4 separate regions of the Homo sapiens genome follow, and regions 1, 2 and 4 are each linked to region 3. A link is a contact called in ENCODE Hi-C or POLR2A ChIA-PET data. All regions are on one chromosome and are shown on one strand. Each heading gives the region's core, a stretch centred on a gene start or an enhancer-like site at or near the end of the contact. The rest is flanking DNA. Distances are from core to core; before and after follow the strand shown. Region 1 holds the start of EPPIN (epididymal peptidase inhibitor). Region 2 overlaps LOC105372631 (a long non-coding RNA gene). Region 3 holds the start of PCIF1 (phosphorylated CTD interacting factor 1). Region 4 holds the start of WFDC10A (WAP four-disulfide core domain 10A).

Region 1 (7,650 bases), core at 4,768-7,267, 390 kb after region 3:
CCACAGCCTACTGGAGATGGATAGGGTAGGGTGAACCAAGTTGCAGAAAGGGATACTAGCTTTGAAGAGAAGGAAAGGCTCTTTGAAGGGTGGTGGGATGGGGGTGGGGTTTTAAGAAGCTCACATCTGCTCTTATTTTAGTTAAGGATGGACAATGCCCACTCTTCCCTTTCACTGAACGTAAGGAGTGTCCACCTTCATGTCACAGTGACATCGATTGTCCCCAGACAGACAAATGTTGTGAATCCAGGTGTGGCTTTGTTTGTGCCAGGGCCTGGACAGGTAAGGATTGGGGATATACCTCCCAAATCTATTGGGCATGTGCCAAGGATGTCATGCTGTCTCCATGGAGTGGGGGGTGTCTTGAACCTCAGATGCTCCTTGGGCTCATCTTTGAGGATCTTTGGGAACCCCTTTTAATGCCCAACAAGTTATATTGACCTCTTGACCTCTGAAGACTATTGTGCTGTTCTTCAAAGCCAGTAATTCATAGCATTGCTCTCTATTCTTCCCCAAGAAAACTTATTTTTTCTGAGACTCATTCCTCAATGACTTGCAAGGTGACAATATTCACCGATTCATAAAAAATTCATAACCATGAGGTGTATTCCTAATAAGCCCTCATGTCTGCACAGAACTTCAAAGCATGCACATCATATTCATATCCTGTAAGATGGGCTGGGGAAAACATTAGTAGCAAATGATGTTGGATAGAAGCCAACTTTCCTGCCTCCTCTAAGGCAGGTGTTTACTTCCCCATGTAGTCCCAGGGATTGTCCAGGTGTGGCTTTAAGGTTCTAAGGTTCAGTATAGTGTGGTGGCAGGAGTCCAAGGCTTTTCAACCTACTTCAACTTTTCTACTGGCTTTCTATGTGGCATTGGGCAACTCATTTCCCTCTAAATACGCCTCAATGCCTACAATTTGTAAAACAAGAAGGTTCTGTGTGCTAATACTCCTGCCACCTGTGGTACTCTGGGGTTATATAACCCAGATCCATTAATTCTGTAGGAGCAGACAGGAATCCTATCAGATGGTACAAGTCAGAGATGGTAAGACTTTTCTTGATGCTCCTCAAGTTATTAGTCGTAGAAAGTTGATACTCTGCCTCCTCCAGTCTATTGTTACTGTAGGGGGAAAGGTAAGAAGCTTAATCAGAATAAAACCTTGTTTGAGATTCCCAAGATTCCTCAAATTTGTCTCAAATTATGACCAAGTATTTCAAGGTCAAGTGTTTTCTTTTACCCCATAAAGTCAAAAAAGGTTTCTGCCCACGCAAGCCCTTGCTATGTACCAAGATTGATAAACCCAAGTGCCTGCAGGATGAGGAGTGCCCATTGGTGGAAAAGTGCTGCTCACATTGTGGACTGAAATGTATGGACCCCAGACGTTGAATAGTAAGTAGAAAATATTATCATCAAAATCATTAATTATGAGTAGCATGATAAAGAGCTGTCAGTTTTGTCTTGTATCCAACTTGCCAAATTATCTTAAGTATCACAATATTGAATGATGTTACTTTGATTTTATATATAATCCCATCATCTGAAAGTGATGATATATTTGGCTTTTTTTCAACTTCATGACTTTATTTTCTTGTCTTCTTGTATTGTGTAGAACCTCCAAAATAATAATGAAAATAAAGGCAATGGCATCCATCCTTGTCTAGTTCCTTATTTTAAAGTCAATGGCTCCTGCACTATAAAAAGATATTTGTTGTTGAATTTGGAATACATAAGTTTTATTGCACTTAAATTATTTTCTTTTTCCTTTTCTTTCTTTCTTTCTTTTTTTTTTTTTTTGTGAGACGGAGTTTTGCTCTTATTGCCCAGGCGCAATCTCGGCTCACTGCAACCTCTGCTTCCCGGGTTCAAGTGATTCTCCTGCCTCAGCCTCCCAAGTAGCTGGGATTACAGGTGCCCACCATCATGCCCAGCTAATTTTTTGTATTTTTAGTAGAGATGGGGTTTTACCATGTTGGCCAAGCTGGTCACAAACTCCTGACCTCAGGTGATCCACCCACCTCAGCCTCCGAAAGTGCTGGGATCACAGGTGGGAGCCACTGTGCCTGGCCAGTTATTTCCTTTTTAAGCCTATTTCCTATCCATTTATAGCTACTACTGAAAATGACTACTGAATTTTATCAAATACCTTTTAAGCATACAGTCACATAATGATTTTTCTCTTCTAATTTGTTGGCATAATAAATTACTAAATTTTCTTGAGCCATCCTTGCATTCTTAATAAACTTAATTGCAGACTGCTGTATCAATATATTATTGGTTCTTTTTAGCTAATAGTATAGTTTGAATTTTCACATCTATAGTCAAAAGAAAAATAGGTCTTTTTAAATTTGTTTTTTCTATTTGGGTCATATTACTTTCAAAAAATGAGTATGGGAACTAATTGGGAAACCTAGCTACTTTTTCTATGCTCTGAAATATTTTACATAATATAGCAATTCAGCATTTTTTGAAGGCTACCAAAATTCAGCTCCAAAAGCATCTAGATCAGGTTCTTTCTAGTGGTATATTTTAGTAATTTTTAAATATTTCATCTTATAGTCTGCAGGTTTTCTACCTCCTCTTCTGCAAATTTTGGTCTTTTGTATTTTGGTAAAATTGATCCATTTTTCCTATATTTTCACATGTATTACTTTAGAGTAGCATAAATTGTTCTCTATATAATTCTTTTATATCTTTAACTTTGGTTAATGCTTTCATTTGTACATTCATGTTTCCACCCACCTATTTACTAACTATTCAATCCCTTTACTCACCTATCCATTCACTCAACACATATGCAAATACCCAATCCCCACTCACCTATCCCTCCTTTCCTTCCACTGACACACTTTTCAACTTAGCTATTTGCCTACTCCATATGTCTATCCACTTACTTTTCTTACTCATCTTTCTTCTACAGACCCACTTGCCCATCTAGCCTTTAATTCATCTTCCTATTATTGACCTCTCTCTTCCCCCTTTCTCTGCACACACACACATGCACACACTCTTTCATACCCATCAAAATACATATTCATCATTTCTATACCTAACTCCCTCCATCCCCCTACCAATGCACTCTTCCACCTTTCATTCAAACAGCCTCCATCAATAGGCCCACATATCCCATCACTACCCTATCCATCTTTATATTCAATCCAATCCACTTATTCACCCAATCATCCACCCATCCATAATCCATGCATTCATGTACCCAAACATCCATGCTTTCCTCACTAATCCCTCTCCCTGCTCAACCATCTTCCCACTTATCACACTCTACCAGCCACCCATCCATCCACATAGCTACCTACCTATTCACACACCTACCAATCCCCCCCACCTACCTTGCTCTTCCAGCAAGATGTACTGAGTGTTTATTTGGGGCCTATTCATGTTTTAAGCACTGCGTTCTAGACACAGACCTGTTTAATGGAGTTCAGAGCTTACTTGGGGGAGCAAACATGTAACTTAGTAATAGAGTTAGAGGCAGAGGGAACAACATAGGAAGCCAGTGACAGAGAATCAGTCCATGTGACAGATCTTGGGCTAATGAAAAAGCAGGAGGTGCCAGGTAGAGGCTGATCTTGTTGGTTCTCGTTGGAGTCCCCTGTTCTAAGCACAGGATTGTTCCTGGGAGAGAATTGGCCTGGAGGCAGAGGTAGGGCACCATGCCCTCAATGAGAAAGGATGAAGAAAGGAGAGGCAAAACCCCAGGTGGGTCCTTACCCAGCCTTCTCCAAGAAATTATTGGAGAGAAGGGGCCAAAACCATGATTTATCCCAAGTCCCAAAGACATAAATTTTATTTCACCTGCTTGGAAAGTGAGATGCTTGGATGGGCCTGAAAATTAGGCAAGACAGAATGGAATGAAGCAACCAGAAAGATAGTTAATTTATTTTCAATAAAATTTACGAAAAAATGCAGCCTTAATTGGGGACCCTGGGTACCATTTAGAAATTTACTGACTTTGGTGAGCCAAGTTTGCGCCACTGCACTCCAGCCTGGGTGACAGAGTGAGACTCCGTTTCAAAAAAAAAAAAAGAAATTTACTGACTTTCACTTTGTGGGTGTTCAGCCTCTGTCTCCACTAAAGACATTACTTCATTCCTTTAGACTCACCCTTCCTCTCTACCTTCAACTCTACAAGAAAATATTATATCCACACCAACATCAAAACATGCCCTGGTGTCCTCTGGCAAGAACTTGTGTGCTCAGCTCCCTCTTAATCTTATTTCTGACACTCACTTGCTGGGTGACATTTAGTCAGCATCCTCACTTCTCTGGGCCTTATGATTCCCATCTATAAATTGAGAAATAGGGCTTGATGGTCCCTCAGAGCCCTTCCACTTAGATATTCCAGTTTTCACTCTCTCCTGGGCTGAGTTTGTGAGAATATGGGAAATGAAATGAGTGAAACAGCACTGCTTACGACGTCTTACTCATTCATTAGAAATTCTAGCCAGGCACGGTGGCTCATGCCTGTAATCCCAACACTTTGGGAGGCTTAGGTGGGCAAATTGCTTGAGGCCAGGAGGTGGAGACCAGCCTGGCCAAGGGCGATACGTCATCTCTACTAAATATACAAAAATTAGCTGTGCATGGTGGTGCATGCCTGTAATCCCAGCTACTTGGGAGGTCGAGGCACGAATTGCTTGAACCGGGAAGGTGGAGATTGCAGTGAGCCGAGATTGTGCCACTGCACTCCAGCCTGGATGACAGAGCAAGAATGTTTTTAAAGAAAAAAAAGAAAAGAAAAGAAAAGAAAGGAAAGGAAAGGAAAGGAAAGGAGAAGAGAAGAGAAGAGGAAAGGAAAGGAAAGGAAAGGAAAAGAGAAGAAAAGAAAAGAAGAAAAAAGAAAAGAAAAATTTGATTCGGTAGTCTCTTCAAGTGAGATTGTCAAGTTGGTGGCATGGGATTCTTACGGCGGCTGTCTGTGATCCTAAATTTTGTGACCATATAGTCACTCTCTGATAATAAGGCTGTCTTTGTCTGGCCTCTGTCTGTCATGTAGGAAAATTTGGAGAACAAACTTGGCCCAAAAGGGTAACTCCTAGTTAGAGAAGAAAACGGGAGCCCTCGGGATAACATTTACTCTGTAAAGAGTGTCTCTCTTCTTCCCAGGACTGGCTGAGTGGCCAGTGTAGATTCCATGGCTGTAGGAAAGGAAAGCTGTCCAAGTTCCCCAGCACCTCTTTCCCACAGCTCCTCTAGCAGCCCAGTTAGAATCCCCAAAGTCTGCTGTGTTACTGAACTTTATTCCACTGCAGTCTCCCAGGCAAGTCCCTTCACTTCATAGTTCCTCAGACATCAAGGAGCTGGCAGTGATGATAAAGGCTCCCTCTAAGCTCTGATATCCTCTCTTGCTCTCAGAGCAACAAAACTTTGAGAAACATTCTCTGAAGACTCTGCTATCAGCCTGATTCCTCCCCTACACCCTGCTCTGTGGCAAATCTGTATTCTTTGGCCTTAGTCAACGAATATGAGTGAACCAAAGATACAATAAAAGACAGAAGGATGGGAGGAAACTGTGGGAGAGGGAGAAAGGAACACAGAGACCATGGGGAAAGAGAAACAGTAGACTTAGGCACAGAGAGGCACAGATAAACAATGAGATACCAAGAGACCGACAGAGACACATTGTCAGAGACAAGCAGAAGGAGTGTGCTAGTAAGTGTGCACGTACGATGGAAAATGAATGAAGAATGAGGACATTCCACCACTCTCCAAGTTATCAAGATGAAGACCCAAGATGGTGGCATTCACTCTGAAGGTAGCCTGGAAAGTGGGAGACACGCTTTGCCCACTCCCTGTGGTTGACTAGAGCCCCCAGCCCAGTGCAGCCTAGGGGTGTAAGGATCAAGATCCATTCAATAAGAGACCCTTCCTCCCAAGCTGTGAGCTGTGGGTGCCAGTTAGTCCCATTTGTGACCTTGGGAACTTAGTGTTCCCAGCAAGAAAGGGGGTGGCTGGCTTGTCTCCAGTTCTTATATCCAAGGTGCAGCAGCTGAGCATTCCAAATTCGGGAACCACCAGAAAGGCTGGCCTCTCTTCAACATGGGATCTTCTGGACTTTTGAGCCTCCTGGTGCTATTCGTCCTCTTAGCGAATGTCCAGGGACCTGGTCTGACTGATTGGTTATTTCCCAGTAAGTATTGGCCTCAGCCCTTACCCTAGAGAGAGGGGAGTTTGCTGGGAGGAAGGAACAGGGAAGAACTCTTCAGATGTGGGTTGCTTTCCACCATCTTAGCCCAGGTCCCGGGTTGGGAGAGGAGAGAGATATTTGTAAGATCCCTCCTGTGTAAGATTCCTTCTGGGAATGCAGTAACCCCAACTTAGGCAATCCCCACTTTCAGCTCCTTTGAAGTGGAGGGTCTTTATCAAGCAGGTGGAGGAGAGTCACAGGATCTAGCTTTCAGGGGAGTCGCTACAGGAATCCGGGAAACCAAGGGACCTTCTCCTTACCCCACAAGCAAAACAGGCCCCTTCCTTGAGGCATCATCTCTATCCACTCTTGGTTCTTTCAAATGTAGTCCCATAAAGTGTCCCTGTATCCCTAGGGGTTCCCTAACTTTGAGATAAAGGACAGCATCCAGAAGTCTCTTTAAACTTAAGACACATTAGTTGTGGAATATTAATTCCATGACTATAATGTAACAATGATCATTGGTATCATTTGCTGAACACTCAGGAAGTAAGGATTTCTGAAAAGGGATTTCTAAAACAACAGAGGGATCTGGAATCAGACTTAGTGGGTTCAAATCTTGGTAGCCCTGTAATCTTGGGCAAGTTACTTAAATTTCATGGGTCTCAGTTTCCGCATGTGTAAAATGGGGATATTAATAGAACTTCCTTCATAGAGCAATTATAAAGATTAAATGAGATCATACATTTAAAATGCTTAGAAGAGTGCTCGGCTTATGGTAAATACTTAGCAAATGTTAGATAATATGACTGTGCATCAGTTACTTTGATTAGGGCTTTATATACTTTGTCTCATTGTTTTCTCACAAAATCCGTAAGGGCAAAATGATTTTACAGATGATGAAACCAAGGTTCAGAGAGGGTCAGAATTCAGACCAAGTCAGAATTCAAAATCTAAACTGGCTCCGGGGTAAGTGATACTAATTGCTGTATAATACTACCACCTAGAGGAACTTCCAAACATGGATTCCTCAACAAGGCCAAAAAGACCGCATTGGCTTACATCAGTGGCCCACAATGGTGTGATTTTGCCTTCCAGGGGACCTTTGCAGTGCCTGGAGACATTTTCAGTTGTTACAATCAGGGGTGCTACTGGATTCTGATGGGAAGAGGCCTGGGATGCTGCTAAACATCCTACAATCCCCAGTTCAGCCCCCCAAACAAAGAATTATCCAGCCCAAATATCACCAGTGGTTGAGAAATTCTGCCTTAGATGGGATGGAGCTGGGGGGTGGGAATAGAGGGAGGAGAGGTCACTGGGGAGTGGTGGGGGTGTAGGCAGTAGGGAAATGAGTGAGGCTGCCCTGAGGAAAAGAACTCCTGGGGGCAAGCAAACTGAAAGCAAACTTCCCTGACTCTCTAGAATTGCCTTGTGTCTGGCAAAGTGGGGAGACACTATGCTCTCTAAGGCACACGGGTGTAAAACCGCTCTTTCCCTAGGGA
Region 2 (7,592 bases), core at 4,850-7,349, 500 kb after region 3:
TCCTATGTATTCAGCTACTGTAAACTTGGTTTTAATTACAGACTTACAGCAATTAGCTATACAAAAACATAAGCATTGCTCTGTAAAAGATTTATATATATATATATATATATATATATATATATATATATATATATATGTATATATATCTTTACAACTTATAACTGGGAATATTATACCCAGGAGGCTTTGTCACAAGGCATCTTTATCCTGTCAGTAAATATTTTAATTCTACATGAAGCAGAAAATTGTTTATTGTTGGGGTGGATGCAAAAGTGATACATAATAGCTTAGAAGACAAAGTCCCTTGTTTTACCAGCTGTTTAGGCATCTTTGTACCCTTCCTTGATTTGGAGGGTCTGACCTTGACCTAACTCTATCCCTCAAAACTGGCCCTTACAATCTCACGCACCCGCCTCTTCCATGACAGTCACTGGACCTAGAGGGAGGATGCTTGTATAGTTTTAGCAGCAGGGCATCTGCAGTGAAAAACAGATCCGGCCCAGTGAGATGACAAATGAGGGAGATTGACATCTCTGGTGTTCAGAATACCATGATTTGGGCTTCCTTGAAAGTAAAACAAGGAGAGATAATAACATTAATGTTTTGACAATCAAAGGGTATTTGTGGGCCGGTGGCTCACGTCTGTAATTCCAGCACTTCAGGAGGCCGAGGCAGGTGGATCACTTGAGGTCAGGAGTTCAAGACCAGCCTGGCCAACATGGTGAAACCCTGTCTCTACTAAAAATACAAAAATTAGCTGGACATGGTGGCAGGCATCTGTAATCCCAGCTACTTGGGAGGCTGAGGCAGGAGAATCGCTTGAACCCAAGAGGCGGAGGTTGCAGAGAGCCGAGATCGCACCATTGCACTCCAGCCTGGGCAACAAGAGCAAAACTCCATCTGAAAAAAAAAAAAAAAGAACCTATTCCATCCATTAGGGCACCAACTAAAGATATGAAGAAAAATTATAATCTGGTACTCTCCAGAGGATTATTGTAGCCAAGAAATAATGCATGATTCAATCTGCACTCAAAAAAAAATTGAGGGCTAAAATCTAGTATCAAATGTTACACTTTTCCTTTGAAACAATTTCTCTTTCTCTAGCCCCTTTTTATCTATTAAAGAGAAATTACAGTAAGACTAATTTGTGTGCAAAGTGAGTTTTAGTCTTATATACTTGACCTGATTATTGCATAAAATGCAGCAGGGAATGATTGGCTATATAGGCCCCTTTTTAGTTGCTTTGCTGGAACTTTACCTGAAAACATGCTATAGCTAATTTTTGTACAATACCCATTTTCATAAGATATTTAGGTAAAGGGGTTGCAAGTACCTTACATAAAGCCTTTTTAAACATCTTAAATTTCATAATTCTATTAACCTGTATGTTTTATGTTCTGGTCCTAGGAACTTTTTTTTCCTACCTCCAGACCATTTTACCTTTTCTGGTTCCCAGCAGGGAGTGGCATCTGTAAGACCCATGACGGATGACAAGTTGAGAAGCCTTCTCAAACAGTTGTATGATTCTGTGGGAGGGGCACCCATGTAAAAGGGGCCCCCTAAACCCCCAGATTTACCATGACCTGGGTAATAGGCATATTCAGTGGGAGGATATCCCCGTCATCATACAGCCAGTCCCACACGGCTCTCATATTTATCTGAATAAACGCCACTGTAAGATCTGTTTGCCTTGAGAAGGGAACTGCCCAACTCTCCCTGTAAAATGCCAAGTGGAGCCCCCCCGATGAAGCGGTTGATATGCTTCTCATAATTCCGGAGAATTCCTGAGAACTCTCGAGAATAAGCTCCTGTGCGTTTAGCTCACATACACTCATCAGTGATCGCCCTATAGGGAACTGTGGGTCCTGCATCAACTCAAACGAGCTCTTAAATTTTGTAGCATTTAAAATTAAGGATTTTTGTCTTTAAAGTAGTGATTTTTACAATAAATTACCCAAAAGGCTTCTCAAGAAGCTGATGATACCAATATACAAAATGGAACAATTCCTTTATATTATTCCTTGTAGCTATAGTAGGTACTTGGTTTTGCCCTTCCCCCACATCGACTGTCTTCTTGGTAACCACAGGTCTCAGAGTTAACTTGGATGTAGGAATTGGAGGAAGCCAGAGGGGTAGCGGGAAATCAGGCATGAAGAGCCCCAGGCCTCACCTGCGCCCCTCTCTCTTGAGCCCAGGATTAATTTCAGACAGCAGAGACCGAACCCCCTTTGCCTATCATATCCCTGGGAGCCACCACTGAATCAGCCACCACTGCACTTGGAAAGGGTAGGACTCATGCCAAAGATGGGACACCATGCCGACATTATCTTGAGGCCCAAGCCTACATTATCTTGTGGCAGAGACAAGACCACCACAGTTTCATGGTCCCACGCAACATGGCACCTGGTGAGCCCCAGAAAGGCACCACACATAGAGCTTCAGAAGCTGCCATTCCCACGTCTGACCACGCGGGGGCGACGAACCCTCAGATTGGGCCGCGCCCTTAGGCGGAGCTGCCCTGATCCCAGACCCAGGGGAGCCGTGAAAACCCACTGGGCGTCCCAGGGCAGCGCTGCCCTGAGAGCTGCAAACCGAAAGTATCTGCCCCCGGGCCAGAGCGCTCGGGGCCTGGTCGTGTTACGCAGCTGGAAAGCTTGGACCCTTCGGCGGCGTGGGATAAGGCGAGTTTGCCGGCAGAGCCAGCAGCTCGCCCCCGCCTGAAATTCCAATTCGCAGGGACGGGGATGGTGACACCTGAGGCAATTCCTCGGCTACAAAGCATCATGTCTCATCTTCTTGAGCCAGTTTCTTCTTCTGTAAAAGGGAAATGGTACTGGCATTCATAAGATTTTGCAGGATCAAAGCAGAAAATCATTAGGAAAACACTTTGCAAACTGTAGAGAACATTGCAAATGTTATATATCAGGGTTTTTAAGAAAACTTTTAAATATTCTCTATTTGGAGAAAGAGGTAGGAAAATTCTGGAGATATAGTAACGAACAAAATGTACCATATGTCTGGCAAAATCTGTACCAGGTATCTGGCAAAATCTGTCCCTGTGTTTCTTTTTGAAATTGACTTGAATTTTATTTCCATTCTTAGCTGTTTAATATTTTGCTTAATTTTGAAATTGCTCATTCTTCATGCTACAGCCAGTGTGATCTTTTAAAGAAGGAAATATGATCTACAACTACATGTAATGAACGGATGAACATCATAAACATAGCGTTGAGTTAAAAACCCAGATAGAAAACAGCACCTGCTGGATGACCGCGTTTACATGGAAAGTACAAAAACAGGCAAATAGTTGGAAGTCAAGATAGTGGTTACTCTAGGGGAATGAGTGGAAGGGGTGCTTTTAGGATGCTGGTAATGTTCTATAAAATTCACTGGGTTATACATTTCTGCACTTTTTTCTGGATACATTATATCACACCTCAGTGAAAAGTAAATACTGTATGGGGGAAGGAAGTGAATGAAGCTGATCGTGTCTCCACCCGCCTAAAAGCGTTCAGTAGATTCTGATTCTTGTGAATGTGAAATCTGTCCTCCTTTACCAGGTCCACCTGGTGCCCCTGGCTTCATCACCAATGGGCTTACCATGGCCACACGGGTCCTCTTTCAGGCCCTTGTGTCACTCTCTCCCATGCTGACCAGCTCTGGCCACAAAGCTGCCTCTTCCATCACTGGGAGCTCTTCCCCACCTCGGAGCTGTTCCCGTCACCTGGATTGTCTTCCCTCCACATTCCTGCCACCTCCTTCTGCTCAGCCTAAAGGTCACTTTCTCACAGAAGCTGTCCCTGAGCCTCAATCTAAATTGCATCCCCACAAGGACACAAAGATGTGAGCAATAAACACTAAGGATTCCAGAAGGGGGGATGGAGGAGAGCAAAAGTTGAAAAACTACCTGTTGGGTACTATATTCACTGCTTGGGCGACGGGATCGTTGGAAGCCCAAACCTCAGCATCATGCAATACACCCGTGCAACAAACCTGCACACGTACTTTCTGAATCTAAAAGAATTTCTAAAATAAAATAAATTGTACCCCCTTAGTTCTTTCTGAGCACCCTCTTTTTATCTTCATAACACCATCATTTGTATTTATGGAATGATTATGCATCATTATTTGGTAAATGACCTCACCAGCTAGACTCTAAATCAAAAAGGGCTGGGGCTGTATCTGACATATTCTCAGTTGTATCAGCAGCACCTAGCACGGCATCTAACATAAATGATACTTATTTGTGGTTTGGCTTAATACAAAAAAAAAAAAAAAAACTTTGGGAGGGGAGGGAATTCAATCAACAGACAAAAAATAATGCTATGTAGGGGAAAGAGAAACAAAATGTTCACAGGTATTGTATTAGTGTTGTAAGAACATGGGCGTTCTTTTTCTTTCTTTAATATCACCTATTTAATCTCTTATGTTCTTTTTATGATTAAGAAAATAAAAAACCTTACAAATATTTTTGTACTATTTAAAATTAAGTTTTCATTTAAAACATAGACTTCTGGGTGTATTAGTCCATTCTCCCACTGCTATAAAGAACTACCTGACACCAGGAGTGGTGGCTCACGCCTGTAATCTCAGCGCTTTGGGAGGCCGAGGAGGGCAGATCACCTGAGGTCGGGTGTTCGAGACCAGCCTGACCAACATGGAAAAACCCCACATCTACTAAAAATACAAAATTAGCTGGGTGTGGTGGCACATGCCTGTAATCCCAGCTACTCTGGAGGCTGAAGCAAGAGAATCACTTGAGCCCGGGAGTTAGAGGTTGCAGTGAGCTGAGATCGCGCCATTACACTTCAGCCTGAGCAACAAGAGTGAAACTGTGTCTCAAAAAAAAACACAAAAAAACAAAACAAACAAACAAAAAATGGCCGGGTGCAGTGGCTCATGCCTGTAATCCCAGCACTTTGGGAGACCGGGGCGGGCGGATCACCTGAGGTCGGGAGTTCAAGATCAGCCTGACCAACATGGAGAAACCCTGTCTCTACTAAAAAAAAAAATACAAAACTAGCCAGGGTGGTGGTGCATGCCTGTAATCCCAGCTACTTGGGAGGGTGAGGCAGGAGAATCGCTTGAACCCGGGAGGCGGAGGTTGCGGTGAGCTGAGATCGCGCCATTGCACTCCAGCCTGGGCAACAACAGCAAAACTCCGTCTCAAAAAAAAAACAACTACCCGAGACTGGGTAATTTATAAAGAAGAGGTTTAATTGGCTCACGGTTCTGCCAGCTGTACAGGTAGCATAGCTGGGGAGGCCTCAAGAAACTTTCAATCATGGTGGAAGGCAAAGGGGAAGCAGACATGTCTTACATGGCAGGAGTGGGCGAAAGAGAGAGGGGGGAGGTGCCACACACTTTTAAACAACCAAGTATCATGAGATCTCACTATCAGGAGAACAGAAAGGGGGAAATCCACCCCCATGATCCAACCAGCTCCCACCAGGCCCCACCTCCAATATTGGGGATTACAATTTGACATGAGATTTGGGTGGCAACACAAATCCAAACCATATCACTGAGTAAAGTGCAGATGGCAGGATAGTTTCACAATAGAATGTTCATTCTCTGGTTTCTATTGAATTGGATAGGAGAAAAAAAAAAAACAGGTAAAAAAAAAAAAATCAGCAGCAGTAAACCACCATGGGAAACAGTAGAACCTCATTCCATAAACTTCAAAAAGCAGTAGCAACAGAAAAATATAGAATATCTTGATGTGTTTCGTCATGGTCCTATCCCCAACTGCTCTGTTCCAGAAGAGGTGCAGGAGAAAGAGGAAATAATACAAAAGTCCTGAAAATTCTCACCAGTTGTTCCAGTGAGTTGCCTACCAGGATCCATACTTAGTGGCACAAAACAACAACTCTTTTCTGATGCACGTGGATTCTGTAGGTCTGGAATTCAGGCGGGGCTTAGTTGGGGAATTCTTTTGCTCCTTGTGGCCATGTCTGAGGTCATTCTGTGGTACCCAGCTGGGCTGGGCTGGGCTGGAGGACCCAGGATGGCTTCAATCACATGTCTAGGGCCTTGGCAGAAAGGCTAAACTAAAAGGCTAAACTCAGCTGGAACTGTTGGCCGGTGTCCACTGCATGTGTTCTTTTCAGCAGTGGCCTCTGGGTAGTCAGACTTTTCACATGGACATCAGCATCACCCAGAGCCAGCATCCCAAGAGTGCAAGATGGAAGGACAGCCTTTTTTGACCTAGCCTCAGAAATCACACAGTATCTCTTCCACTGCATTCTACTGATCATGATGGAGTCGGCAAGGTCAGCCCAGATTCAAAAAGGGGATTGACCCCAATTCTCAATGGGACAAGTGCCAGAAAAATTGCAGACATGTTTTTAAACTGAGACAGATTAGTTAAAATTTTCCTATATGTAAAATATAACTTCCTCCAAGACCCGTCCCCACCTACCCCCACTGCCCTACTTCCCACTAAAAAAAAAAAAAAAAAAAAAAAAAAAAAAAATCTTGGCCAGATGCAGTGGTTCATGACTGTAATCCCAGCACTTTGGGAGACTGAGGTGGGAGGAACACTTGTATCCAGGAGTTCGAGACCAGCCTGGGCAACATAGCAAGACCCTATCTCTATAAAAAATAAAAAATTAGCCAATCACGGTGCCACAAACCTGTAGTAGTCCCAGCTACTCAAAAGGCTGAGGTGGGAGGATTGCTTGAGCCTGGAAAGTCAAAACTGCAGTGAGCCGTGATCACACCACTACACTCCAGCCTGGGTGACAGAGTGAGTTTGTCTTAAAACCAAACAAACAAACAAACAAACAAACAAACACCTCATCCTATTTTGACATCAAACTCAGCTCCAATTTCTGGAGCTTATCTACATCAAGTCCAGCTGCAAAGAGGCGTCTTGGGTTCTGTTCCGTGGGTAGAGTTTCTCTCCATCTGAAAACCTGTGAACTAAAGAGACATGTTTTCTGCCTCACATGCACCCAACCTGCAATGGCGAGATTGGCACAGGAAACCACTATGTTCACTACCGTTTTAAAAGGGGAAGTTCAGAGCAATCACTGAGCCCCGGCAATTCTGAAATTGAATTGTGCACCTGTTGCCAGAGGTTCTTGGCTCCACTCTGACTCACACTTCCTTTTCCATAAGAAATGGCTCTTGCTTGCAACTGAGTAGCCTTCTTGTCCTGTGTCTTAACAGAATACCTGAAACTGGGTAATTTATTAAAAACCAAATTTATTTCTTACAGTTCTGTAGGCTGGGAAGCCCAAGGTCAAGGGGATGCACCTGGTGAAAGCCTTCTTGTTGTGGGGACCCTCTGCAGAGTCCTGAGGCAGTTCAGGACATCACATGGTGAGGGGGCTGAGCATGCTAAACTATGTGTTTTCCTCTTATAAAGTCACCAGTCCCACTCCTATGATAATCCATTAATCCATTTATCTGTGAATGGATTAATCCATTCATGACCCAATCACCTCTTAAAGACCCCACCTCTCAGTACTGCCACATTAGGGATTAAATTTTAATATGAGTTTTGGGGAGGAGTGTTAGAGAACTGCATGCAAAAAGTCAAGATGCATCCCCAGAAAATTCAAGTCCCACCCAAGCTCTTGGGG
Region 3 (7,317 bases), core at 1-2,500:
ATACGCACAAGCGGCACAGCTTAGTGTGAGGCTAAATGGGGACACTGCAGTATTTCCAAAGCCAGCTGTGCATCAGAATCATCTTGGAGTTTGTAAAAAAAAAAAAAAAATCAGACTCCTGTGCCTCACTGCGCATCTCAGAAGCCAGAAATAAATACGGAGGTGAGGCACACAAGAATTTGTATTTTTAAAACGCACCGTAAGAGTGACTGGGAGACAGGATGACTCATTTTTTCACACTATTTGAAAAAATGTACCCATTTTTTGCAATTAAAACCATTTTTAATTTCCTATGTGACTTGAGCGCAGCAGGTCTGTGGCCGAAGTACCAGCCCCTGGGTTGGACAGACCCGGATTCCGGGCCCTTCTGCTTTCCGGCTTATAAACCGGAATCACTCGACCGTTATATGTAGAGTCCAGCATTGTACGCTCCCAGTAAGACATAACTGCTCTTAAGTTAACGTCTTTATTTATCCTGTGGCTTCCCGACCCCCACGCATACCGCAGTTTGAGAATTACCGCTGCTCAAGGATAAACAACTCTATCTGCGCAACCAGAAAAACCCACCAGAAGCCAGAGTCCGAGTCCGGGATTGGAGGCACGTGGGGCGGGACCATCTCCGCAATGTACCAATCAGAATTCTCCGGCCCAGTAGGGAGGAGTCAAAGGGCGAACAAAGTACGCAGGCGCGACGGCGCACGAAGGCGAGAGGCGAGCTCCAGCGCGCGCGCGCGCGCGCACCTTCCCCTCCCCCTACCCCAGCGAGGGTGGGCTGTTTGGCGCGCGCGCGCGCGCCGGCCCATCTCTCGGGCTCCGCCCCCCGCCCCGCCGCGCGCTCCCGCCCCCGGGCTGAGGCGACTCAGAGTCGGAGCCCGACACAAAGGCGGTGGCGGCGGCAGCAGCGGAGGGGCCCTAGAGCCCGCTCCGCTGGGGCTCTCCGGGCCCACCTCCCTCACTTCGGCCACCGGCGCGGCCGCCCACCCGCGGGTCTAAGATGGCGGCGGCAACAGAGACAGGGCAAGCGGCAGTCCCGAGCAGAAAGCGCCGGAGGGGCCGCCGCCCCCCAGCTTCGGATCCCCAGACCCTGGCGCGGCTCGCTGCGGGACCATGGCTTCCTGGGACTCTTACCTGCCCGGAGCGGACTGGAGGGGACGCGGCTACACGTTCTGCTCGACCGCCCGTTTTGCCGCCTCCGCCTCGCCCTCCCCAGCGCCGCTGCCGCCATCTTGTGTCCCGGGCCGGGACTCCGCGCTGCGCATGCGCTGGTACCGCCTCTGAGGGACCTCGCCGCGGCCGCGCCGCCATCTTGAGTGTGGCAGGGTCGGCTGGCTCCTCGCACCCAGCTTGCTTTCGGCCCCCTCCCCTTCTTCCCATCCGTCCCTGCTGTTCCTTGTGGCGCTGAGGAAGGGGAGACAGCTTTGTAGGCCTGCGGGTGGACTGAGGAAGGAATGAATTCACTGGCACGTCCCCGCCTCAGTTTCCCCCTCGAGCACACACGCAGGAGCCGGATGTTCGCGGTGGGCGGTGCGCGGCGGGGTTGGACTGAGCGTGCGCACTGGGGGGCGTGGGGGCTGTCTTAGAACCTGCGGGGGTCTCGGGTTCTGCCGCCGGCCCAGGGGAGGCATCGTGGTGACGTAGGCTCCGGACGTAGCAAGGACCTGGGTCCTGGCACCCGCGCGGCTCTGCCTCTTCCAGCCAGTCTCTTTCCCTCTCTGGGCCTTTGTGCTGCGTGGTGTCCAAATGTTAAGAAGCCCTGCCCCATGCCCGGGCTACATATACATCGAACCCAAGCTGTAAATGCTCTTGAGTAGAAGCAACTTAAACTAGCCTTCGGGGGCAAGTAATAGAGATGGCTTTCGGCAGAGTTGGGAAATCAACTAAATGCATTGTAGGGCCTTTCCAACATTGACATCTGTGGCCATTAGTTGCAGTTCAAAGCCTCACTGAGCCCTCAAACCAGCTACAGCGGGTAGCCTGGCAGGGAACTGGCAGCTGTGAGGTGCTCCTCATCCGGCTCCCTGCAGGATTCTTTTTGGTAGGAGCCTGCAGGCGTCCGAGTGGTAGCTCCACCCATCTCCGGTCTCCCCAGCAAGCATCCCTTCCAGTGCTAGCTTGAGAAGAGGAAAAGCTTGCCACCTGCTGTCAGACCGGCGCTTGTGTGGAGCCAGGGGCTGTAGGTACCCCGGCTGAGTAGCCTCTCAGATGTCCATGGTCCTGGCTGCACGCCAGCGTGGGGGCAGGCAGGCGGACGCTCAAGAAAAACGGAGGCACCGATATGAGTAGTAATTGAGAACGAGGGTTCATGATCCTCATCTGATTTCAATCCCTGCTCCTCCACCCAAAATGTGTGGCCTTGAAGGAGTTAACCAATTTAAATTTTAGTTTCCTCAGTGGAAGATAATAAATCCGCCTACCTCATAAAGGTTTGGTGAGAATTAACTCAGGTGATGCATGTGAAGTCCTCAGCGCAATACCTGGCGCTTCCTAAGTGCTGAATCGGTTAGCCGTGATCATCTCACAGTGGCATGAGCATTGCTCCAAGTAGATTTGAGCCCTCCAGAAATAAGCCAGCTCTATATAGGCACAGCAGTTCTGCCCTCGCAGAGCTTCTCGTTCAGATAAGAGGCCTGATGGGAAACCAGACTCCTGGGTCCTGTCTCAGTTCTGGAAGGGTGGGGGGCCAGCTTTGATTTATGCCTGCTGCCCTGGCATAATTACTAATATTGCCTCCTTTTTCAGAAGTGCCCTGCTTTGGGCCGGGCGTGGTGGCTCACCCCGGTAATCCCAGCACTTTGGGAGGCCGACGCAGGTGGACCACCTGAGGTCAGGAATTCAAGACCAGCCTGGCCAACACGGCGAAACCCCGTCTCTACTAAAATTACAAACATGAGCCAGGCCTGGTGGCGCGCGCCTGTAATCCCAGCTACTCGGGAGGCTGAGGCAGGAGAATCACATGATCCCGGGAGGCAGAGGTTGCAGTGAGTCGAGATCGCGCCACTGCACTCCAGCCTGGGCGACAGAGTGAGACTCCTGTCTCAAAAAAAAGTACTGCTTTGGGCAGTAAACTACGTGGTCGCTCTTGACCTACGGGATAACCAGTTTTCCATGCTCATGCCCCCCAGCTAGCCCGCGCTTTCACTAAAGTTTAAAAACCATGTAGTGATTATTACCCTTTTTTTTTTTTGAGACGAAATCTCGCACTGTCGCCCGGGCTGGATTGCAGTGGCGCGATCTCGGCTCACTACAACCTCTGCCTCCCGGGTTCAAGCAATTCTCCTGCCTCAGCCTCCCAAGTAGCTGGGATTATAGGCACCCGCCACCACTCCCACCTAATTTTATTTGTATTTTTAGTAGAGACGGTGTTTCACGATGTTGGCCAGGCTGGTCTCAAACTCCTGACCTCATGATCCGCCCGCCTCGGCCCCCCAAAGTGCTGGGATTACAGGCGTGAGCCACCGCGCCCGGCCTTTTATCTATTCTTTTATGTTTTCAAAGTATTTTCTCATTCATTGTTCAGATTCTCTTAATTGATAACCAAGATACCAAACATCCCAAGTGCCTAGTCTTCTGTTTTATCATGGAATTCTGTGAATTATTACCTAAATCTGCACATGAGCAAACAGGTTGGAGCGAGGGGCAGGGGCGAAGTCATTGTCCAGGTTCACACAGCCATCAACAAGTAACAAAACTGGGATTTTAAGCCCGGAGTTCTCAACACCAAAATGCAGGGCTGGTTCCATTAAACCACTCTGGCCTCCCTGTTTTGTGAAGAAGGGATCTAGATTCAGGCGATGTGACTGGTCTGAGTGGACACAGTGGCCCTGGATAGTTCAATCTTTTTTTTTTTTTTTTTTTTTGAGACGGAGTTTCGCTCTTGTTGCCCAGGCTGGAGTGCAGTGGTGCAATATCGGCTCACTGCAACCTCCGCCTCTAGGGTTCAGGCGATTCTCCTGCCTCAGCCTCCTGAGTAGCTGGTGTTACAGGCATGCGCCACCACGCCCGGCTAATTTTGTATTTTTAGTAGAGACGGGGTTTCTCCCTGTTGGTCAGGCTGGTCTCGAACTTCCCACCTCAGGTGATCCGCCCACCTCGGCTTCCCAAAGTGCTGGGATTACAGACGTGAGCCACCGCCTCCGGCCTGGATAGTTAAGTATCTTAAAGGTTTCTCTATCTCACAGTGTTCAGCACTGCTTTTCACCTGATACATGCCTCATCTTCTCCGTTTGCTCACTTTCCGCATGTCAAAACCAGCCTCTTCTCAGCTGGGTGCGGTGGCTCACGCCTGTAATCCCAGCACTTTGGGAGGCCAAAGCGGGTGGATCACCTGAGGTCAGCAGTTTGAGACCAGCCTGGCCAACAGGGTGAAAGCCCATCTGTACTAAAAATACAAAAATTAGCTGGGCATGGTGGCAAGCGCCTGTAATTCCAGCTACTCAGGAGGCTGAGGCAGGAGAATCGCTTGAACCCGGGAGGAAGAGGTTGCAATGAGCCGAAATCACACCATTGCACTCTAGCCTAGGTGACAGGAGCAAAACTCCGTCTCAAACAAAACAAAACCCAACCTCTTCTCACCATTCTAATGACTACCTTAAGAGCTGGCGTTTCCCACCCCTACCCCCCTTTTTTTTAGAAGCAGAGTCTCAGTCTATCTCCCAGACTGATGTGCACTCATAGCTCATTGTAACCTTGAACTCCTTGCCTTAAGCAATCCTCCTGCTTCAGCCTTCCAAAGTGCTGGGATTACAGGCATGAGCCACCACACACAGCCCAATTTTGTTTTGTTTTTTGAAAAGGAGTCTTGCTCTGTCGCCCAGGCTAGCGTGCAGTGGCGCGATCTCGGTTCACTGCAACCTCTGCCTCCCAGGTTCAAGTGATTCTTCTGCCTCAGCCTCCCGAGTAGCTGAGATTACAGGTGCCCGCCACCATGCCCGACTAGTTTTTTTTTTTTTTTTTTTTTTTTTTTTTGTATTTTTAGTATAGACGGGATTTCACCACGTTGGCCAGGCTGGTCTCGAACTCCTGACCTCAGGTGATCCACCCACCTCAGCCTCCCAAAGACAAATTTTTAAAACCTTTTTATTGTTAAGAATAGCATATGGGGCTGGGTGTGGTGGCTCACACCTGTAATCCCAGCACTTTATCCCAGGAGGCCTAAGCGGGCAGATCATGAGGTCAGGAGATCGAGTCCATCCTGACCAACATGGTGAAACCCCATCTCTACTAAAATACAAAAAATTAGCCGGGCACGGTGGCACGCGCCTGTAGTTCCAGCTACTCCGGAGGCTGAGGCAGGGACACCACTTGAACCTGGGAGGCAGAAGCTGCAGTGAGCCAAGATCGCACCACTGCACTCTAGCCTGGTGACAGAGCAAGACTCCGTCTCAAAAAAAAAAAAAAAATAGTGTATGATAGACTGGCACAGTAGCTCATGCCTGTAATCACCAACACTTTGGGAGGCCAAAGTGGGAGGATACCTTGAGGTCAGGAGTTAAGAGACCAGCCTGGGCAATGTAGCAAGACCCTGTCTCTGAAAAATGTTTTAAATAAAATTAGCCGGGCATGGTGGCATGGGCCTGTAATTCCAGCCACTTGGGAGTCTGAGGTGGGAGGATCACTTGAGCCCTGGACGTCGAAGCTGCAGTTAGCTGCACTCCAGCCTGGGCGACAGAGACCGTGTCTTAAACATAGCTGGGCGCAGTGGCTCATGCCTGTAATTCTAGCACTTTGGGAGGTGGAGGTGGGTGGATTGCTTGAGTCCAGGAGTTTAAGACCAGCCTGGGCAACATGGTGAAACCTGCGTCTCTACAAAAAACACAAAAATTAGCCAGGTGCGGAAGCACACACCTGTAGTCCCAGCTACTTAGGGGGCTGAGGTGGGAGGATCACTTGAGCCCAGGCGGTCAAAACTGCAGAGAGCTATGATCATGCCACTGCACTCCAGCCTGGGCAACAGAGCAAGACCCTGTCTCAAAAAAATGTATACAAAATAGACTGGGCATGGTGGCTCACGCCCGTAATCCCAGTACTTTGGGAGGCCGAGGCGGGTAGATCACAAGGTCAGGAGTTTGAGACCAGCCTGGCCAACATAGTGAAACATCGTCTCTACTAAAAATACAAAAAAATTAGCTGGGTGTGGTGGTGCATGCCTATAGTCCCAGCTACTCAGAAGGCTGAGGCAGGAGAATCGCTTGAACCTGGGAGGCAGAGGTTCGATGAGCCGAGATCAGACCACTGCACTCCAGCCTGGGCAACAGAGCGAGACTCCGTCTCAAGAAAAAAAAAAAAAAAAAGAATAGCACACATGGAAAAGTGCACAAAACATAAATGTAAAACCTAATGATTTATCAAAAAGTGAGCCTGGGTTAGCATCACCCATGCCATGGTACTGAACAGTCAAGCAGAAGACCTCTGCAGGGTAATTGGTGTTCCAACTACTTTTGTGATAATCGCTTCCTTGCTTTTGGAGTTGTACCACCTGAGAATGTGTCCCTAAACACTGTAGTTTCGTTTTGTCTGTTCCTTGAACTTTATGTAAATTGAATTATACAGTATTATTTTGTGTCTGCCTTCTTTTGCACAAGAATACACTTGCAAAACTCCTTTATGTTGTTTCATATAGCTGTGGTGAGTTCATTTTCATTGCTGTTTTTTTGTTTTCCACTGTATGTTTATCTACTCTATTGTTAAGGGATATAAGTGAAGCCTCCCACCTGCCATACCTCTCAATTTCTTTTCTAAAAATTATTTTTATTTTTATTTATTTTTTTAGACAGAGTCTCGCTCTGTCGCCCAGGCTGGAGTGCAGTAGCGCGATCTCAGCTTGCTGCAACCTCTGCCTCCTGGGTTCAAGTGATTCTTCTGCCTCAGCCTCCCAAGTAGCTGGGATTACAGGCACCCGCCACAACACCTGGCTAATTTTTGTATTTTCAGTAGAGACAGGGTTTCTGCATGTTGGCCAGGCTGGTCTCGAACTCCTGACCTCAAGTGATCTGCCCGCCTCGGCCTCCCAAAGTGCTGGGATTACAGGCATCAGCCACCGTGCCTGGCTTTATTTATTTGTTTATTGAGTCTGGCTCTGTCACATGGGCTGGAGTGCCATGGCACAATATCAGCTCACTGCAGCCTCCGCCTCCCAAGTTCCAGCAATTCTCCTGCCTCAGCCTCCCAGGTAGCTGGGATTACAGGCACACGCCACCACGCCTGGCTAATTTTTGTATTTTTAGTAGAGACAGGGTTTCACCGTGTTGGCCAGGATGATCTTGAACTCCTGACCTCAGGCGATCCACCTGCCTCTGCCTCCCAAAGTGCTAAGATTAT
Region 4 (7,433 bases), core at 3,814-6,313, 300 kb after region 3:
CCAGGGAAGCTGAGGTGGGAGCATAGCTCAAGCCAAGGAGTTCAAGACTGCAGTGAGCTCTGATCATGCCACTGTACTCCAGCCTGGGCAACTGAGTAAGATCCTATCTCTTAAAAAAAAAAGAAGTAACCCTTCATCCATTCAAGTTTTATCATGAGATTCCAGCAATTCAATCACATTTTCAGGCTCAACTTCTAACTCTAGTTCTCTTGCTATTTCTATCACATCTGCAGTGGGCTCCTCTATGAAGTCTTGAAACTCTCAAAGTCAGCCATGAGAGTTGGAATCAATTTCTTCCAAACTCCTGTTAGTGATGATATTTTCACCTCCTCCTGTCGATCATGAATGTTCTTAATGGCATCTAGAATGGTGAATCATTTCCAGAAGGTTTTCAATTTATTTTGCCCAGATCCATCAGAAGAATCACTATCTATGTCACCTATAGCCTTATAAGATGTATTTCTTAAACAATGAGACTTGAAAGTCAAGATCACTTCTTGAGCCATGGGCTGTAGAATGTATATTGTGTTAGCAGGCATGAAAACAATATTAATCTCCTTGTACATCTCCATTGGAGCTCTTGGGTGACCAGGCACGTTGTCAATGGGAGTAGTATTTTGAATGAGTATTTTTTATTTGAGCAGTAGGTGTCTAGGTGTCAAAAGTAGACTCAAAATGTGTCTAGGTGTGAAAAGTAGACTCAAAATATTCAGTGAACCATGCTGTAAATAGATGTGCTATCATCAAGATGGTGTCTTATTTATAGGCATAGTAGATTTAGCAGAATTCTGAAGGGACTTGGAATTTTCAGAATGGTAAATGATCATCATTACCTTTAACTTAAAGTCACCAGCTGCATTAGCCCCTAACAAGAGAGTCAGCCTATCCTTTCAAGTTTCGAAGCCAGGCATTGACTTTTGCTCTCTAGTTATGAAAGTCTTAGATGGCATCTTCTTCCTACAGAAGGCTTATTTTTCCACACTGAAGATCTATTGTTTAATTTAGACATCTTCATCACTTTGCAAGATCTTCTGGGTAACTTGCTGCAACTTCTACCTTAGCACTTGCTGCTTCACTTTGCACTTTTATATTACGGAGATGGCTTCTTTCTTTAAACCTCATGAAATAATTTCTGCTAACTTCCAACTTTTCTTCTGCAGCTTTCTCACCTCTTTCAGCCTTCATAATATTGGAGGGAGCTAGAGCCTTTCTCTGGTTAGGTTTTTGGCTTAAGGGAATGTGGTGGCTAGTTTGATCTTCTGCCCAGACCACTAAAATTTTCTCCATATCAGCAATAAGGTTGTTTTGCTTTCTTATCATCCATGTGTTCACTAGAGTAGCACTTTTAATTTCCCTCAACAACTTTTCCTTTGCATTCATATCTTGGCTAACTGGCACAAGAGGCCTAGCTTTTGGCATATCTTTGCTGTTGACATGCCTTCCTAACTGTAATCATTTCCAGCTTTTCATTTAAAGTGAGAGACATAGAACCCTTCCTATCACTTGAACACGTAGAGACCATTGTGGAGTTATTAATTGGCCTAATTTTAATATTGTTATGTCTCAGGAAATAGAGAGGCCTGAGGAGAGGGAGAGAGATGGGGAAATGGCCAGTTGTTGGAGCAGTCAGAACACACACACAACATTTATCCATTAATCATTTTTTAGGGGCGCAGTTCATAGTGTCCCAAAACAATTACAACAGTAATAACCAAGATTATGGATGACAGATCATCACAACAGATATGATAATAAAACAAGTTTGAAATTTTTTTTTTGAGATGGAGTTTCGCTCTTGTTGCCCAGGCTGCAGTGCTATGGCAAGATCTCAGCTCACTGCAACCTTCACCTCCCAGGTTCAAGCGATTCTCTTGCCTCAGTCTCCCAAGTAACTGGGATTACAGGCATGCGCCACCACACTCAGCTAATTTTGTATTTTTATTAAAGACGGAGTTTCACCATGTTGGTCAGGCTGGTCTCGAACTCCTGACCTCAGGTGATTCACCTGCCTTGGCCTCCCGAGTGCTGAGATTGCAGGCATGAGCCACTGCGCCTAGCAAGTTTGAAATATTTTGAGAATTACCAAAATGTGACACAGAGACATGAAGTAAGCACATGCTGTTAGAAAAATGGTGCCAGATGACTTGCTCGATGCAGAGTTGCCACAAACCTTCAATTTGTATGAAACGCTATAGCTGTGAAGTGCAATAGAGCAAGGCTCAATAAAACAAGATATGCCTGTAGTGTCTAGTAGGCATGTTTGGGGGTGGCTTGAGAGGATGCTTGGTAAGGGAGGCTATCCAAGGAAACACCAAATAAGGTCTCTTGGAGATCATGCCCTTACAGCCCACAGAGTACATCTGATGGTGTCTGTGTTGATGGTTGATCATGATCTCTTTCCTAAGACCTCCTTGTCCAAGGGAAGCTCTTGAGAAAGGTGAAGACAAGCCTGAGATACCCAGAGCCCGGTGATGCCTCAGAGGTGGCTCACAGCCTCTGGTCTGATGAAGGAAGTTTTCTTCTCTGATGTCTCTTTCATTGAATGGCCCAGCAAGAAGCACTAGACTGGAGCATAACACTGCACACCTGCCTCTGGGCATGGCCTATCCTCCTGAAACCTCTTCACATTTGGCTTCATGTCCCAGTTAGCTACATGTGACCCAACCCTGGATCTAGCCCCAGGATCATTTCAGAGGAGTTGCGATTGCAGAGTGGGAGATTCTGTACCACACTGATTAATTTCCACCAACTCACAGTAGGATGACAGGGAAGACCCATAGCCACTCTGTGCCAATTACTCCTTAGCAACAGCAGCATGAACCACCTGTTCCACATCCCTTAGTGTTCCTCTTGATCTAAAGAAAAGAGAATGAACCAGCCCCTAAGGAAGAGGGCTTGGGAAAGATAAGGACTATTCAGTTAATGGAAGGTGCTGGAGTGTCAGATCCTGAGGCCCAAAATGGGTCCCATCAGAGGAGTAGCCATATTGGTGGGTGCTGGATAGGAGGAGCTTTGGGGTTGGTGCAGGCACTCACTCTCACTAGGATGCCTCTGGTCTCAGGTAATGGAGAGAAGTGAGGAAAAAGTGATCCTAGAGGAAACACCCTCTTCCAGTCACATCATATCCTCTCACTCTCTTGTGGCCTTGGGCTTGCTGGACTTCCTGGGACTCATTATCCTAATGATAGACAGTAATCTGAACCTTACAGAGAGATTGGGGAGCATAGGATGGCGGTGCACCAAGGCTAAGGAGACCAAAGCAGTGCTTGGGGGCCTCCCACTCTTTATCTCGGGTTCTAACTGCCACCCATCTCATGCTTAATGGGTCCTTCTGACTCCAGGGTGAGAAATGTTCTCCTTAGCATCAGGAGATGCTGCACATGAGCAGTTCCTCCCCCTGGGAGTACTGGTTCAGTGAGCAAAACAGCAAGGGGCTGGGCATCCTGAGGGCTGGCAGGGATACGTGGGCCAAAGAGGGAGAGGGAGGGTAGAGAAGCATAGCCAGGGAGAGAAATTGAACACCAGGACGCAAGACAAGTGGGGCATCTGTAGGGGCCACAGTGAGCTCTCAATGATCATCTGTAGTGGCAGCAAAAGAGGTAGGATCCCTGGGCATTTGTTCTGGTTTATTTGACAGGGACAAGGGGTTCAGACAGTAGAGAGGGCGGCATTCCTGTTGATGTTCTTATGCTGGTGACTTGAGGTCCTTGTGCTTCGGATGTGGGCACAGTCTTGGATAGAGGAGTTGGGAAGCAGGATGCACATCCCAGCCCACTCTCCCACTCACAGGATGCTCATGCAAACATTCCCACAGTAGGTAGAACAGCATATGTTATTTGCTTGACAATCTCGGTGAGATTCACATAAGTGTTTGCATAGATATAGTTTAGGCTGCTGCTGGCAGACTTTGATTTCTGGGGATAGCTGTGTTTCTGACAAGGAGAATAGAACGGTAAATAAACGCAGTTTCCTAGAGAACATTTTTCTCAAGCTGAAGCCTCCTCCAAGACCCTTGAACCCAGGTCTCAGTCATGATACTCCTGGATTCCTTCTTCATAGAACTACCTTCCTGCCCATCACCAAATCCTAGTGATTGGTCATATTTTAAATCCTGTCTCTCCACTGTACACCTTACCCCATTAGACCACAATGCCTGGGCTTCCTGGACCTTCTCCACACACCAGCAATCAGAACTCCATCTCCCTTACTAGTCATGGCCTTGGTGAAGTCACCACCAAAGAATCTACAGTCTGATCCTGAGAGCTCAAAGAAGCATGAGACATCTTTCAAACTCTCTCCTAGTCTCTGAATAGTAGAATTCAGAGATGAGGATCAACATGCCTCTTGTCTCTCCCTCTCTTCTGCTCACTGTCACTGTCTCTAGTCTTCCTGCCCCTTCTTTAGTTCCCTTTCCACCACCACTCTCCTTGCCCCTTTGATGATAACCTTAACTTGGCTCTGTGTACCCCAACTTTTGCTTGTCTTATGTCCTATTTCCCTACACTTATACCCATTCTACACCTACACCTACCGTCATAACCACTTCTGAATCTTTACTCCTCACAAATGTGCATAAATCAAATAATAATTGTCTTGCTTTCCCCACTGGATTCTCAGCCCTGGTGCGCCTTTCACTATGGGATGTGCCATTTCTCTCTAAGTATTGAGAAGGAACAGCAAAATATGCAGGTTTCTTCTTCATTCCCATTACTATTCCCAGGGCCAGCTAAGGGGCTGGAGGGCCATGGTTTAGGGACAGTCCAGAGTCTACACAACATTGTGGTCAGAGCTGGATATGCAGAGAGTTTCCAACTCCTAGGTCCTACTCAGACTGGACACAGGCCCTCCATTCCCCCTACCCAATTCCCCCTCACCCATCCAGCAGCCCATCACCTACTCTGCATCCTCTTCTTGTCACGGTATCCTCCCTGGGCCTGCAGCAGCAGCACACAGAGAACCAGGACAGGCAGCAGAGTCTGGGGTGCCATGACTCTGATCAGATCGTGAGCCCTATGTCTGGCCAGGTTGTCACAGACTTCCCTGCAGAGCTGTCTACGGAGAGTGAAGGAAGGAAAGAAGGAATGATCTTTAGCTCCTCACTGCCTCTACTGGCCAAGTCGGAGCAGAGCAAGAGAGTCCTTCCTCTTTTTGCTTGCCCCTGGCCTTGTCGTTCGTCATGTGGGATAGGGCTTCCGCAGGAATGACGCCTCCTCCTTTCACATAACCAGTCTTGTGTTCTTGCCGATAGAATGAAAGATATCATTTATTTCTGCTTTCTAATTACAAAATGTTTTATGGAAAAAAGAAAAGAAAAAATATATTGTTAAAAAGAGTTGCTTAGAATTAACTGATGTTTCATTGCATTATCTTTTAGTTTCTCTCCATATTTAATATAAACAATCCTTTTAATATAAACAACTTTTGTTATCTATTTTTGCCACCCTTATTTAATCATGTAAGTATTTCTCAAAATGTGGATTTTCATAATTGCACAGCTCTCAAATGCTAATAATCAAGTATTTGTATTGTACTAATTACTAATAATCTAGAGAATGTCATATTATTTTTATTTATAAATCTTTGATTTCTTTAGACTAAGAGAGCTAGAATTCCTGAGTGAAAGAGTAAGTAGCTGTTTCATATATAAATGTATATAAACACATACACAGATATACATATACAAATTTAAACACACATAAACACACAGAAAGAGAGACTATTGTAGGGCATGGGACAGAAGGGCTAGTGGAGAAACATAGTAAATATCTTAGAGCTCAGACAGGGGGAGAGACCTATCAGTCAAAGGCTTGGCAGGCTGTCCAGGAGGAGGTGGTCACTGACCTTGAATATCATGAAGGAAATGAACTCTCAGAAGTGAAGATGTTTCTTCTTCCCTAACAGGAGAAAGAGGGGACAACCTAGGGTCACTGGACTCCCAGTAGGCATGCAAGCTGGGAAGAAGATCACCCTCTTCCTCTGATGATGATAATCTTCTAAAGATTTGAACCTCTTTCTGACATTCTGAACTCCTAATGCAGACTCCTTCAGTCCACAGTTGTAATTTACATTCAAAGGAAGCTCTCTAGCCTTTCCCCCATATCTCACCTTATGCACCTTCCTCTGTATCCTTTGCGATATCCTTTATAATTCAAAAATTCTGATATTTGTACCTATAGTTTACAGAGTGGTATTTGACCCTTCCCAAAGGCTCTCTCTTTCCTAGTTTTTCTTTTTGTCCACTCATAAATGAACAATTTAGAGACTGGACACTGTCATAACTATCCTAGCAAAGAGGGGTTATATAGAGGAGAATCATCATCTCAAATAGAAGCTGCATTTTCCTTACCCAAGCATCTTGCAGCCAGTGCCACAATGTAAATATTTTGGCTAACAGACTTGTCACTACTAGGTCAAGACCCTAAGAAGATGGCAAGTCTCTTTCACACTCTTTTTCTTTTCCACCAGCTCAGTATAGATGACAACAAGGTTCTAGAGCCTAGTGAAGCCAAAAGGTGAAAGGAGCCTGGGTCCTTGACTTCTTTTATCACATGAAAAAAGGATACCCATTGTTTTAGAATACTCATTTTGAATTATTATTTGAGCAAGAAATAAAAAGTATATTGTATTTCAGTTATTATGTGATGGAGGCTTTCTGTTAAAGCAGTCTAGTCAACATTGTGGCAGGCTCAAGTACTGACATTTATAAGGGGAAAGATTTATGGGTATATAGAAGGTCTATACTTTATACATTCAAATTATTGATAGAGTAGTAAATTTAGTAAAGAGATGGGTAATTTGAACATTATGATTAATAAGCTTGACTTAATTAAAATATACAGAAGTCTGCATAGAAAAACTAGAGGAACACATTTTTCTCAAGCACAAATAAAACATGTACAAAAAGTGACTATACATTAGGCTATAAAAAAAGTCTGAACAAAATTTTAAAGAATTACATCACAAAGGACATAGTTTCAGACTATAATGGAAATAATTAGAAATTAGTCTAAAAAAAGACAATTACTCAAAACTGAACAGAAATTTCAAATTAAAATATATAAGTCAGAGCTTCCAGGTGGCTACCACTGAACACTTAGAGGTTGTTGGAGAGCAGCATGCTCATGGAGGGCATGGAAGCTCTCTAGCCTTTCCCCATATCTCACCTTATGCACCTCTTCCTCTGTATCCTTTGTGATATCCTTTATAATTCAAAAACCTAGAGGAAATGGATAAATTCTTGAACACATACAACCTACCACACTGAACCAAAAAGAAACAGAAGAACCTGAACAGACGAATAACAAGTAAGGAGATTGAATCAGTAATAAAAAGTCTCCCCTGAAACAAAAGTCCAGAACCATATGGCTTTACCACCAAATTCTATGACCCTTTAAATATAAATTAATACCAATTCTTCTCAAACTATTCCAAAA

Evidence for each region. A loop is a pair of places that touch in the nucleus more often than their neighbours do. ChIA-PET counts read pairs that join two places held with the same protein, here RNA polymerase II (POLR2A). Pooled maps may share reads with other maps.
Region 1: a map of HCT116 shows a loop between it and region 3 (4-fold over the local background). The contact joins the promoter of EPPIN here to the promoter of PCIF1 in region 3. A Hi-C loop is called at or near these places in 1 of 168 maps with a recorded cell type or tissue (HCT116) and 1 of 50 pooled maps. POLR2A ChIA-PET finds 5 or more read pairs at or near these places in 2 of 52 experiments (AG04449 and GM12878).
Region 2: a pooled map shows a loop between it and region 3 (5-fold over the local background). The contact joins the enhancer-like site here to the promoter of PCIF1 in region 3. A Hi-C loop is called at or near these places in 1 of 50 pooled maps. POLR2A ChIA-PET finds 5 or more read pairs at or near these places in 2 of 52 experiments (A673 and AG04450).
Region 4: a loop to region 3 is called in a pooled map, with 4 times the contacts of the local background. The contact joins the promoter of WFDC10A here to the promoter of PCIF1 in region 3. A Hi-C loop is called at or near these places in 5 of 50 pooled maps. POLR2A ChIA-PET finds 5 or more read pairs at or near these places in 3 of 52 experiments (PC-3, PC-9 and RWPE1).

What each region holds. Positions count from the first base shown.
Region 1 is chr20:45,545,768-45,553,417 of GRCh38, reverse strand. It overlaps EPPIN (epididymal peptidase inhibitor), which reads left to right and starts at 6,017. Exons shown (of 4, transcript NM_020398.4): 1 at 6,017-6,151; 2 at 7,648-7,650. The coding sequence starts at 6,061. EPPIN-WFDC6 (EPPIN-WFDC6 readthrough) reads left to right here and starts at 6,017. Exons shown (of 5, transcript NM_001198986.2): 1 at 6,017-6,151; 2 at 7,648-7,650. The coding sequence starts at 6,061. It overlaps WFDC8 (WAP four-disulfide core domain 8), which reads left to right. Exons shown (of 6, transcript NM_130896.3): 5 at 142-282; 6 at 1,253-1,656. The coding sequence ends at 1,392.
Region 2 is chr20:45,431,943-45,439,534 of GRCh38, reverse strand. The region is part of intron 2 of LOC105372631 (a long non-coding RNA gene); the gene reads right to left. Among named protein-coding and RNA genes, the nearest start is that of MIR6812, 10 kb to the right of the region's middle. Within about 2 kb of position 6,099, at least 13 of the 41 ENCODE cell types and tissues checked have a DNase peak (open chromatin) inside an H3K27ac peak, as active enhancers do.
Region 3 is chr20:45,928,616-45,935,932 of GRCh38, reverse strand. PCIF1 (phosphorylated CTD interacting factor 1) reads right to left here and starts at 1,250. Exons shown (of 17, transcript NM_022104.4): 1 at 1,129-1,250. LOC107985388 (pre-mRNA-splicing factor cwc22-like) reads left to right here and starts at 862. Exons shown (of 1, transcript NR_171669.1): 1 at 862-2,439. RefSeq lists a silencer at 720-929 and enhancers at 558-1,248, 1,249-1,940, 2,200-2,349, 2,632-3,324.
Region 4 is chr20:45,627,369-45,634,801 of GRCh38, reverse strand. It overlaps WFDC10A (WAP four-disulfide core domain 10A), which reads right to left and starts at 5,063. Exons shown (of 2, transcript NM_080753.3): 1 at 4,898-5,063; 2 at 3,606-3,932. The coding sequence starts at 4,988. The coding sequence ends at 3,784. It overlaps WFDC9 (WAP four-disulfide core domain 9), which reads left to right and starts at 3,518. Exons shown (of 5, transcript NM_147198.4): 1 at 3,518-3,599.